Regions from separate parts of the Mus musculus genome. Here region 2 is linked to region 1. A link is a contact called in ENCODE Hi-C or POLR2A ChIA-PET data. All regions are on one chromosome and are shown on one strand. Each heading gives the region's core, a stretch centred on a gene start or an enhancer-like site at or near the end of the contact. The rest is flanking DNA. Distances are from core to core; before and after follow the strand shown.

What was found. A loop is a pair of places that touch in the nucleus more often than their neighbours do. ChIA-PET counts read pairs that join two places held with the same protein, here RNA polymerase II (POLR2A).
Region 2: a loop to region 1 is called in a map of heart, with 4 times the contacts of the local background. The contact joins the promoter of Carm1 here to the promoter of Tmed1 in region 1. A Hi-C loop is called at or near these places in 9 of 37 maps with a recorded cell type or tissue (gastrocnemius, heart and left cerebral cortex). POLR2A ChIA-PET finds 5 or more read pairs at or near these places in 4 of 5 experiments (Patski and embryonic stem cell).

What each region holds. Positions count from the first base shown.
Region 1 is chr9:21,507,520-21,513,627 of GRCm38, forward strand. It overlaps Tmed1 (transmembrane p24 trafficking protein 1), which reads right to left and starts at 2,715. Exons shown (of 4, transcript NM_010744.4): 1 at 2,475-2,715; 2 at 1,735-1,832; 3 at 1,412-1,595; 4 at 1-872. The coding sequence starts at 2,657. The coding sequence ends at 654. It also overlaps a transcript of Dnm2 not described here.
Region 2 is chr9:21,544,568-21,550,675 of GRCm38, forward strand. Carm1 (coactivator-associated arginine methyltransferase 1) reads left to right here and starts at 2,327. Exons shown (of 16, transcript NM_021531.6): 1 at 2,327-2,663. The coding sequence starts at 2,441. It overlaps AB124611 (cDNA sequence AB124611), which reads left to right. Exons shown (of 7, transcript NM_001198794.1): 7 at 110-764. The coding sequence ends at 226.

The sequences.
Region 1 (6,108 bases), core at 1,465-3,964:
AAGCTGACATCCCTAAGCCCAGTCACCAGGCACTATTAACTTTCTGACCATAATTTATTGACTCCAGTGCCCAGGACAAATGCCCTCTGTTCCTTGAGGCTCATGGGCCAGCCTTCTCTGAGGCCCTGCACCCAGAGAGAAGGAAGGGGCCTCTCCCAAACCACCTACTAGCTGGCTCCCCTCTGGGCCAAGGGGCCAGGGCTCCTTCCTTTCAAATAAAAGTGACTGTCCTGGCAAGAACTCTGCAGATGTGTCTCCTTCCCAGACCCTAGTGAAGTAGGCTTACCCCAGGAGGAGAGCAGAGACATTGCAGTTGGGGTGTCTAGTTGGAGGGTGGGGGGCAGCACCACAGCTTCACCCCATCCTGATAGCTGCAAGACTGAAGCTAAGGCACGATTTCAGGAGAAAGCCAGGGCATCCAAGAGCAGTGTCCCCACACTGCTGCGCCCAGCACTTCCACCCTCCAAGGAACAGGCACAGTCGCTGAGCCCTCCCCCTTCCGAGGGGTCTGTGAGCCATTGGCACTCCCTGGTCACTGAGGAAGGGAGACACATGGGGCCACTGCTAAGGACCCAACTATGTAGTGTCTCATCTGAGTCTGGGAGGTGTCCAGCAAGTCACACACCCGCTGCCCTCATCCTCTGTGGCAGGGGCTACGTGGGTACAGGGCGCTTGTCATGGAAGAAGCGCTTGAGTGTGCAGACTTGCAGGACAGCCACCAGCAGCAACACAGCCACATTGGCAGCTGACCAGAAGTTGACCCGCTCCAGGTTGTCTTCTTGAAGATTTCGATCACGAGCCTCAAAGGCTCGGAGCAGAGTGAGCATCTGGATGCTCCGTTCCAGCCGGGTCCTCATGGTCTCTATGGATTCCTGCCAGGGCACAAAGGAACGGGTCAGGCTGCTTAAGTCAGAATGCCTACCTACCCCACCACGCACGGCTCTGGCTATCCGTTCACCTGCCTCACGTCTTCTCTAGAAACTGAGGGGTTTTCCCCTTGGTGTTTTTTTTTTTGTTTTTTGGGTGGGTGTGAGACTTTTCTTTTTAAGAGGGATTGGGGCACACGTGCATGGCAGACGACCCCAGGTAGCCAGGCTTGGTGCAGTTGCCTTTGCCTATCAAGCCACTTCACCAAACTCTGCTAGTCTGTGCAAGCCAAGGATGACCTTGAACTTGTGATCCTCAGGACCAAGAGAACCATACCCAGTGTGTGCAGTGCTGGGTGTGGGGGCTCAGCTGTGGGAGCGTCCTAGGTAAGTGCTCTGCCAACTCAATTATTCCCGGCCCTTTCTGTTGGTTTTGTGAGACGGGAGCTTGCTATGTAAATAAGGTTGGTCTTGAACTCACTGGCATCCTGCCTCAGCCTCCTCAGAACTGGGATTCTAAGCATGCACCATCATACCCAGCTCACCTTGATGTCTTCCATTTTGACATCAAGCATCTCTTCTGGCTCCACAGCCTCCGCCCAACCTTCTACCTCCTCCTCATCTTGGAAGCTGTCAAAGATGAGCTCAAAGAACACAAGCTTTTCTGAGATGGTGCTGAAGGAGTTGTCAAAGCACAGCCTGTAGTCTCCGGCCTCAGTAGGCTCCACCCTGGGCAGACAGATGAGACATAGACGTGACCCTGGAGTGACCAGCCAGCTGGTCTGTGGAACCAGTAGGATGGTAACCTGAGGCCACTGGGGAGCTGCAGGGCTGTAACTGAACCAAGGCAGGGCAGGACTTCACTCACGTGTGTACCCCATCAGCCTTTCGAGACTCACTGACCAACAGCACACCCTGAGGGCTCTCCAAGGTGAAGTCCACGTCCAGCCCAGCACCTCCGATCACCTGAAGAGCAGGTAAGAATTGGGGAACTGGCAGCTTTGTGCAAGCCTATCTGCCACAGAAAGCCTGGGTTAAACCGAACCGGGAAAGACCCATGTAAGATCACCAAGAACCTATCTTTAAGAAGAAAAAAGAACAACCACAAATCCCAGGTATTTGCTTGAGATAGAGGAGTAGCGCCTGTGGAGGGAGATTAGTCAGAGCTGCACTTCTACCATAGAGTTAGGAAACTCGGGTCGTCGTAGTTTAGCAGCAAGCGGTTTTTGTTTTGTTTTGTTTTGTTTTAACCCAGCAAGCTATTTGGATTCCCCCAAGGGCCTATCTGAAGACCAACATCCATCCACACCTACAAGGTTTCTTCCCAGTCCCTAAGATGGATACATCCACGTGAGGTCTTTTATCAACCACCCTGCCAACGCCCTTGAGTAGTCTAAGGTGGCTGTCTACCTGACCGCTAACTTAATCGTAACCTACCCAACAGCCGCCAGGAACTTCCCTAGAACCCAACCCAAAGAGCTCTGAGCAGAGCATGCCCCTTCTCTGCAAGACTATTAGCGTTCTGGCCACACCTCTGCCCCGCCCCTCCCGCCTGTTGGCCACGCCCCCAGCCCTGCTCTATTCCGAGCCCGGGACCCCCTCTCTCACCTGGTACTCGGTCTCAAGACTAGCATTGGCCGGTGCGGACTGATAGAAACACTGCTTTCTCCCGGCGGGAAGCAGAAATGTGAACTCGCCGTCCTGGATAGGCGGCGGCCCTGCCTCTCCCACTCCTACTGCTGGCAGGAGTAGCCACAGGGCCAGTGCTACGGCCGCGCCGGCCGCCATCATCCGGGTCACCCTCTACTCACGGGGCGTGGACCCTTTAAGGATTTGTCCTGCCCACCTCTTATTTCGGCAAAGCTCATTGGCTTCGGCTTCTGTTCGACCCCAAAGCCGCGGAATGCTGACTGAAGGGCCCCAGGATGGGGAGCTGCCCTGGTAATTGCCTAATCTGCTAGAAAGCATACTAACGCTACTGCGAACTTCGTGAAACCTACCCAAGTCTGATATCAACCACTGCATTTGGTGGGGGCACTGACAAATCTAAAAATGGTGAAGCACTTCTTTACAGGCAACAATTAAGATGACTAAACGGGGAGGTTTGCAGGTCCTCCCTTGGCACCGCCCGCTCTCTGCCTTCCCCAATTCAAGGTGCTTTTGCCCATTGGTCAATCAAGTGTAGGCGTAGCCCTCCGAGGACGGCGGCTTTGTTGGATTCTGATCTCAACTTGTGTGACGGGTGCGACAGGCAGATATGCCAGGTGCTAGTATTCCAATATTGGAGTTCTGGCGATGTTAGTTCAGTGAGCATGGCCTCCCCCGACTGCTTTTCCTTTACACCTTATACCATCCCTAAGGGGGTGGTGGAATGTTTGTTGGTGAGTAGAATACTGCCTCAGCCTGCGTACAATACATCTCAAACCTTTGGGTCAGCAGGTCCACGTGCATCTGTGCTGACACATGCAGTATTCCAGTACTTGAAAGGCTGAGTCGGGAGGTGGAAGGAGTTCGAGGCCATCCTCTCGAACTGGTATGGAACTACATAGTTCCAGACCAGCAAAAAAATCAAGGAATCTATTTTGGGCTTTGAATGGCTCAGAGAACACAGGCGCTTGCTGCTAAACCTAATGACCTTAGTTTAATCCCCATGTGCTACGATAGTGGAAGGTCAGAATTGACTCCTGCAATTGTCCTCTGACCTACACACACACACACACACACACAACACTGTGTGCTTAGCTCTTGTTCACTTGACAAAATAATCTGGCAAGTTGAGTGTCACTTGAGGAATTGCCTGTTGGGCATTTTCAACGTTGCTGGAAGACCCAGCCCACTGTAGATGGTACCTTTCCTAGACAGGTGGGGATGAGCTATATAAGAAAAGTAGCTTGAGCCGGGCGTGGTGGCGCACGCCTTTAATCCCAGCACGCAGGAGGCAGAGACGGGTGGATTTCTGAGTTCGAGGCCAGCCTGGTCTACAGAGTGAGTGCCAGGACATAGGACAGCCAGGGATACACAGAGAAACCCTGTCTCGGGGAAAAAAAAAAAAAAAGAAAGAGAAACCTCAAAAGAATAAAGGTAATTTACAGCAACCAACATCAGCCTAAACAGAACTCAGAACATTTCCACAATCAGGAATAAAACAAGGTGTCCACTCCCCATATCTGCTTAATATAGTACTTGAAGTACTTGAAGTCCTTTTATTTTTTTTTTTTAAACAGTTTCTCTTTGTAGCCCTGGCTATCCTGGAACTCTAGACCAGGCTGGCCTTGAACTCATGGAAATCTGCCTGCCTCTCTCTCCCAAGTACTGGAATTAAAAGCATGTGCCACCACCTCTCAGTAGTCCTTGATGTCTTAGCTAGAGTAAAAAGATACCAGAGGGCTGGTGAGATGGCTCAGTGGTTAAGAGCACTGACTGCTCTTCCGAAGGCCCTGAGTTCAAATCCCAGCAACCACATGGTGGCTCACAACCATCTGTAATGAGATCTGACTCCCTCTTCTGGTGTGTCTGAAGACAGCTATAGTGTAGATACATATAACAATAAATAAATCTTAAAAAAAAAAAAAAAAGATACCAGAAAGATACCAAATGGACACAAATAGGAAAGGAAAAAGACAAAGTTTCTATTTGCAGATACTGTGACTTTATGCATAAAAGACTCTTTAAAAACCCCACCAGGAAACTTGAGGTGAGAAACACTTGCAGCAAAGTAGCAGGGCACAAAATGAACAGGCAGCTGGGTATGATGGAGAGCTCAGCAGCCCAGAGTCAGGAAGGAGGCTCCGAGCGCATTTGACATCCTCCTGGTCTACAAACTGAGTTCCAGGGCAGCCAGGGCTACACAGACAAACCCTGTCTCAAAAGCCAGGAGGGAAAACCCCTTGCTCCTTGTTCACTGCTGCTCTACAATTTCTATGCTAGAAACAGAAACAGCCTACACGTCCATCAGCAGCTGACTTGCTAATGAAAATGTGGTACATTTACCCAACCAAATATTCCTCAGTTGTCTAAAAAGAAATGAAATTCACAGATAGCTGAGCGGAGGCTAAGGTGAAGTAACCCAGACCCATAAACATTAGAATGGTGTGTGTGTTAGCTTTGAAGCTTGCTACAATGTTTAACCCTAGAACTCAGGAGGGGGACGTGGGAGGAGAGGACAACCAAGGAAGGGGAAATGGAAAATAAAATGTATAGTTATGGAGAGATGAGGTGGGAGACACCAGAACAGGATGATTCAATGGAGATGGGGAGGGGTGGGTGGTAAGGGCAGAACAGAGGGAGGGGCCAACATTAATGGCCACTCGAGGGTTCATATGGAAACCTGCTGCAGGAGAACCCTCTTAAAATATATATACATGTACAAAAGAAGCCTAAATGGAATCACCAAATCCTGGGAGACAAAGCTCCAACCAGACGTCTCACCACCAAGTAAAACCCCCAGTGCTAAAAATCAGTTACAGCTGATTGAGTTGTTGGCCAGAGGAAGCCCTGTGCGAACTCCCAAACCTCAGCTACTGTCAAGGCGATTGGTTGCTCTTCACAATCAATGGTGAAACCTTGAGGAGCACACATATCTCACTGAACATGAAGAAATCATGCTGGTGCCTACCTACTGCCTTCGCCCTATTGACTGGTGCTCATGGTATTGGATGGTACTCTGCATGCTACAGGAGGGGAAGGGTGAATGCCCACTCACCGATAAACCTTTCCATCTAAATGGTGACCTGACTGCATGATACGCAGGTACAGTCGTGCCACAGCATTGTGAGAGTAACCAACTACTTTATGATTGGAGTTAAAGCCCACCCAGGAGATGGAACACATTCATGTCACTGCTTCAGTGGCCAAGAACTTGAGATCAGATAGGCCACAGGCCTGAGGGAGACCCAAACACTACACCCTGCTAAAGGCATATAGCAGTGAAATGATACCCTTCTAGACTCAGACCACTCAGTGAGAACACTCAGTCCTAAAAGAGATGTCTCCAGCAAATGCCTCCCCCTCACCCCTCACCCCATGGGGCCCAGAGAACTATGTGGAAGAAGAGGCAGAAAAAGTGTAAGAGTCAGAGTGTTGAAGGATGCCAAGGAAATAAGGTCTTCTGGACACATCAGGACACACACACTAACTCACAGAGGCCGAGGCAGCATGTACGCGGCCTACGCAAGTTCAAGCCAGATGGATCTTAACACTGAGAAGGGAAGTAGATACCAACCAGCCCATCCCTAACTGTGGT
Region 2 (6,108 bases), core at 1,077-3,576, 37 kb after region 1:
AACAGCTTCGAACAGGAGGAACTCCCAGATCCTTACACCAAAAACCACTTAGGGTTTTTTGTTTTGTTTTTGTTTTTTAAATTTCTTTTCTTTTCTTCCATGGGCAAAGAAAATGACTCAGGAAGACTCAGTGGCAACCCTAGACTCAGGGCCTCGGAAGAGGCCCACCTCTGCATCATCCTCTCCGGAGCCCCCTGAGTTCAGCACTTTCCGGGCCTGCCAGTGAGGCTGACGAATGAGGACCACTTTATCCAGTTCCTTCCCTCCCACTGCCAGAGGCTGCACATCTGTCCAGAGACTTGGCAGTGGAGGTAGGGTGGGGGTGGGAATCAAGCCATAGCTTTCTTAGGGAAGCACTGGCCAAAGGAAGGGGACTCCTAGAGTTGTAACCTTCCTCACAGAAGACAAGAAAATGAGTTGGGGTATCAGCCTCAGGCTAGACAGAGAGCCAGAACCTCTTCACAGATTCCCAGATCACCGGAGAAGTCACTATTGAATCCGGACACCCAGTCAGGCACAAGAGGTCTACATTCTCTAACTCCTTTCCAGTGCTTCCCCAACGGTCACTTACTTCCAGACTGCGTGTTTTATTTTTAGGAGAGATGTGTATATTTTTTGTTGCTGTTGTTGTTTCTAGATAGGGTCTCACTGTGTAGCCCTGGCTTTTCTGGAACTCACTGTGTAGAGCAAGCCAGCCTCAAACTCATAGATCCACCTGCCTCTGCCTCCAGATCGCTAGAATTAAAGTTACTGCCATAACACCTAACTTTGGGATGTTTTCTGTTTGTTTTGAGATAGGGTTTTTCAGTGTAGTCCTGGCTGTCCTAGAACTCACTCTGTAGACCAGGCTGGCCTGGAACTCAAGGACTGCCAGCCTCTGCCTCCTGAGCATCGGGATTAAAGGTGTGTGCCACCACTGCCCAGCAGAGTGCGTTTTTACTCTTCACTTTGTGGGTCCTGGCTGCCTGAGATTGTGTGCTTGCACCATTAGATGGGAGGGATGACTTGGGAAAGGGTTGAGTCTTTTGTGAGTCTTGCGGAGGCCCAGGAGGGGGTACGTAAATTAGAGTTCTAAGAGGCCCAGCAAAAGTGAACAAGTGACTGGCCACTGTGAGTTCACTGGGGGACCTGAGAGTTAACTAGTGAAAAGGAGAGGTCCTAGTGGAGAAGCTAAAGAATTAAAGTTACTGCCTTGAAGTTCTTTGTGAAGGCCAAGCTCTGGAGCGCGGCTTGAAAAGCCTTTATCCCAGAGCAGCATGGGAAGGGGCCCCAGCTGGGTGCGAGCCTGCAAACCAGAGCACACCTATCACAGGGCCTTTTCTTACCAGTGGGACGGGATCAAGGCGGAGCTTACCTGGGAACGTACAGGGCGGAACCTTAACTTGGGGGCGTGGCCGAATCACCTGGGTTTGGAAACGGTTCTTGTCTTTCCTCAAGCTCAGGAGAGGTTGTTTGCAGGACACTGGCCCGGAGGGGCCCGAACTCTCCGAGGGAGGGTTTCGTGGATCAGAACACCGTCCCTTGACAAAAAGATGCAGAGCACCGTCTGCATTCTGCTAGTAACCGTCCCTCCTGGGGGCGGAGCCAGCCCTCCTCCGGGTGTATAAAGTAGCTGAGCGCCTCCTTCTGACAAACGCCTCACCCCCAAGAGTACTGGGGGAGTACGCAGCACGCCAGCCTAGGGGCGGAGCTCAGCCCTGGAGGAGGCGTTTCTTCTTAGTTCTCCGACTCACGCCTCTCCACTTTTCTTGAGCTATGCTCACAGTGGCACAAAGCATGGTGGTTCGCTCGCTGCCGGCCTGTGGGTGGGTCTGGCCCCAGAGGCGTGTCCGAGCGGCCAAGCATTGCCTCCTGAAACGCCCTGTGGTACAAAGGGCTGTGGATCACCGTGGATCACCGGTCGCCGGCCCGGAGCGGGGGGTGGGGCCGCCTGATCATTCCGGGGGCGTGCCGGGAAGGCTAAGCACCGCCTCCCGACGCATGCCCTGCCCATCTCTCCAGAGCTGTGCGCGGTGGCACAAAGCGCCTCGGTTCGCACAACGCTGCCTCGGGGCGGGGCTTAGCATCCCTGGGGGCGTGTCATACTGCGGGGCACCGCCTCCCAACGTAGGCGCCTTCACCCGGCCTGCCCGGGAGGCTCAGCCACCTCACAAAGCAGCGACCGTTCCCGCGGGGTGGGGCCGGCCCCACCCCCGTCGTGCTTGCGCTCGCCCGGCTCCCTCAGGCGCCAGGAGGGGGCGCTGCGCCACCGAGCCGGCCCGTGGCGGCGGCGGCGGCGGCGAGGCGTCGCGTGGCCGGCAGGCGGCGCGCTGCCAGCCTCGGCCTCGGCCTCGGCCTGCGCGGCGGCGGCAGCGGCGGCGGCGGCGGCGGCGGCGGCCTGGGCCCGGGTGCGGCGGTGGCGGTGGCCGTGGTGGCAGCGGGGCCTGGAGCCGGACCTAAGATGGCAGCGGCGGCAGCGACGGCGGTGGGGCCGGGTGCGGGGAGCGCTGGGGTGGCGGGCCCGGGCGGCGCGGGGCCCTGCGCTACAGTGTCTGTGTTCCCGGGCGCCCGCCTCCTCACTATCGGCGACGCGAACGGCGAGATCCAGCGGCACGCGGAGCAGCAGGCGCTGCGCCTTGAGGTGCGCGCCGGACCAGACGCGGCGGGCATCGCCCTCTACAGCCGTGAGTGCTGGGGACACCCTGGGGACGGCGGCGCACGAGGCCGGCGGCGCGGGCGCCCGGGGAGGGGGCAGGCGGCGGAGGGTTGGGGGGGGGGGGGGACTCGGGCCGAGCTTGTACACGCGGCTCCTGCTGCCCGCGGGCGAGATAGCAGAGAGGGTGTGCGTGGGGACCTTGGAGCCCGAAGAGGGGCGCGGGAAATAAGAGTCGCGGGCCTGAGATTTGCAGCGGGTGGGGTAGGGGGGCGCGTGGCAGGAAGTGGGGCCCCGAGGATTCTGGGGGGATTGTAGAGGGGACTGGAGAGAGGGAGTGATTGGGAGGGCTCTTGAGCGGGTGTGGTTTGTGGATCTCATCTCAGGGGACATCCTCCTCACACACGGACATTTGAAAAGTGGTTTTCAGTGTGTAACACCGGGAAGACTGGGTGCCGCCCTTGTGGAGGACTTGGGATTCGGGATCCCCCACCCACACACCCACCAGGGTGGGTAAACTTTGGGACTTAGGACAGAGCCCTTCCTGATAGAGATTCCCAAGCCCATCCCCCATGGAAACGTGGAAGAGGGGAAGGCCGGCTGGCTGATGGCCGGCTTTAGAAGTCAAGAGGTAACAAGCCACCTCCCTCGCCACGCGCCTCCTGTCTTTTTTAAGAACGTGAGAAGCTGGTGACATTATCAGAAGCTGCTTCAAAAACTGACATTTCAGTGGGGAAAACAAGGGGGGGGATCACTAGTGTGTTTTCGAAGTGCACCCCCCCCCCCAGCTTTGTAGTTCCACCTTTCATTCTTCCTTGCTCTTGCTACTCTTTCTTCTGACGGATTCCTCAGATGGATTTGCTCTTGTGTTTCACTGGTCTTTGTCTCCCAGGATTTCGTTCACTGATGCTCTTAAGGGGCCACCAAGGAAGATGGGATCGATTTTAACCTGTGGGAATTTTTTTCTACTCCTTGGTAATGGGGTGTTGTTGGAAAGGGAAATGTGTGTAGCAGTCTGTTCAGACTGATTCTCCTCTCTTTGCCTTGACTTTGAAACACACAGGAGAAAGAAGTGTCTGGTTCCCAAGTGTGGGGCACCTTTGGGGGCTTGGGCAGAGCTGGGGTCTCCTTGATCACACGAGAGAAAGGGGAATTTCACAGACTAAAGAACGAAGCTCTTTAGGACTACAGACCCCTAAGCAAGCCAGTGGTGTTTGGCTAGCCAGGGTACCAGGGCTTACCTGGAAAGTGTTCTGGGGACCTGGGTGTGATGGACAAGCCTGTGGTCCCAATACTTTATAGGCTGAAGCAGGAGGATTCAAAGTTTGAGTACAGTGTGGGTGACATGGGCAAATCCTGTCTGAATCACCAAGACAAAGTTCAGGTAACTTGGGTTGTTTAAATGAACTTGATAAAAACACCGTTTTTATAGAGCTTATTTACAGAATTGTTATTTCCCACATAGTCTCTAACGCCCAGCTTCATCTATTAGAAGCTAATGTTATTACAGAGGAGACTTTACAGTTTGTGTTCTTGTTGTGACAGGGCATTTCTGCATAGTCCTGGCTGTTCTGGAGCTAGTTATTTAGACCAGGCTGGCCTCAGAGAGAGAGCTCTTCCTTCCTTTGCCTCTCAAATGCTGGGATAAAAGGTATATGCCACCATGCCTGGCTATAGGAGGATCTCGGTTTAAGAGCTGCTTGGCTACAAAGTGAGATCTTGTCCTCAGAAAAGAGAGCACAAGTGAGGTGGACAAAAGACAGATGTTCAAGCCAGACTTTATTACTTGAGAGTCTCTGACGCTTTCCTTCCCCAAATAATGACAATGTTGAGAGTTATACAGAATTACATATACATACATGCCTCTACAAATGGACTACGTATAAATGAAAGGATGTTGGAGAGAAACCCATGTTTCTCAAATCCTCAGTCCCAGATACATTTTTGGGGGCCAGAAAGGATATTCACCTCTAGGCCAGTGGTTCTCAACCTTCTTGATGCTGTGACCCTTTAACATAGTTCCTTATGTTGTAGTGACCCCCAGACATAAAGTTAAGTTGCTACTTAATAACTGTAATTTTGCTACTGTTATGAATTGTAAAATATCTGCTATGCAGGATTTCTGACATGTGACCCTCAAAGGGGTCTCTACCCATAGGTTGAGAACCAGTGCTCTAGGCTAAAGTGACATTGGGGTGAAGATTCCCCCCCCCATTTTAATTACATTTATTTATTTATTTGTGTGTGTGTGTAAGTGTGTGTAAGGGGTGTCTCGTCCTGTGCCACAGCAAGCATGTGGATAGTGGAGGACAGTCTACAGGATTCTTTTCTCTTTCTACCTTATGGGTCAACTCATATAGACCTTATGATGGTAAGTACTCTTACCCACTGAACTATTTTTTTTTTTTTTTTTTTTTTTTTATTTCTTTCTTTATTTCTTTATTACATGTAAAGCACACTGTAGCTGTCCTCAGACACTCCAGAAGAGGGAGTCAGATCTTGTTACGGATGGTTGTGAGCCACCATGTGGTTGCTGGGATTTGAACTCCTGACCTTCGGAAGAGCAGTCGGGTGCTCTTACCCACTGAGCCATCTCACCAGCCCCCCACTGAACTATTTTTGAGACAATCTTAGGTTTTCCAAGCTGGGCTCTACTTGCTGTGTAGCCTAAAGTGGCCGTAAACATCATGCCACTTCTACTTCCCTCCTGCTGGGATAGCAGAATTTTACCACCATGCCTGACTTTGGGGTGTGATTAAACTTGGGTTCTGAAGGCAGACTAAACTGGATGTGTTGATTTCTAAGGGTCTCTGTAGCAACTGACCACAAGTTTGGTGGCTTAGAGCTGTTGGGATATAGTCTCTCATTTCCTGGCCACAACTCCGAATCAAGGTGTCTCCAAGGCCACTTTCCCTCTGGGTGTGGAGGGAAGACGGCTTCCTCTCTTGCAGGTTCCAGGGGCTCCAGATACCACTACTTGGCCATCTGTAGCCAAACTCCAGATACCCCTCATTTCTGTGACTTCTCATTTGTATCTGTGTACTTGTGTCCTATTTTTGTTTTGTTTTAAGATGGTCTCATGTAGAGTCTTCTTGGGCCCTAGTGCCTTGTCCAGAAGACACCAACTGTTTCAGCCACCTATATTTCCAGACCCCAGGATCTGAATTTGAGTTTGTTCATGGGCTGTAAGGAGGGTTTGTCAGAATACCAAGAGGAATCTAGTGCCTCTGCTGTTTATCAATCTCTGTGGGTACTATAAGGGCCCGGCCTGAACTCAGGGATCTTGACAGGTGGTAGTTAGTCAGCTATATAGTCTAGCTAGCCTTAGGACAAGTCTGTGCCTATTTCCTTACCTGCAGCAACGCTTTTCTGATAGCCTGGGATTCCTCTGGCCGGCTGAAGTGCATGAGGAAGAGAAGAGAGTCTGGAGCAGGGGATTTGTAGCAAGTGTTTGTCAACAGAGCATTTCTAAAATG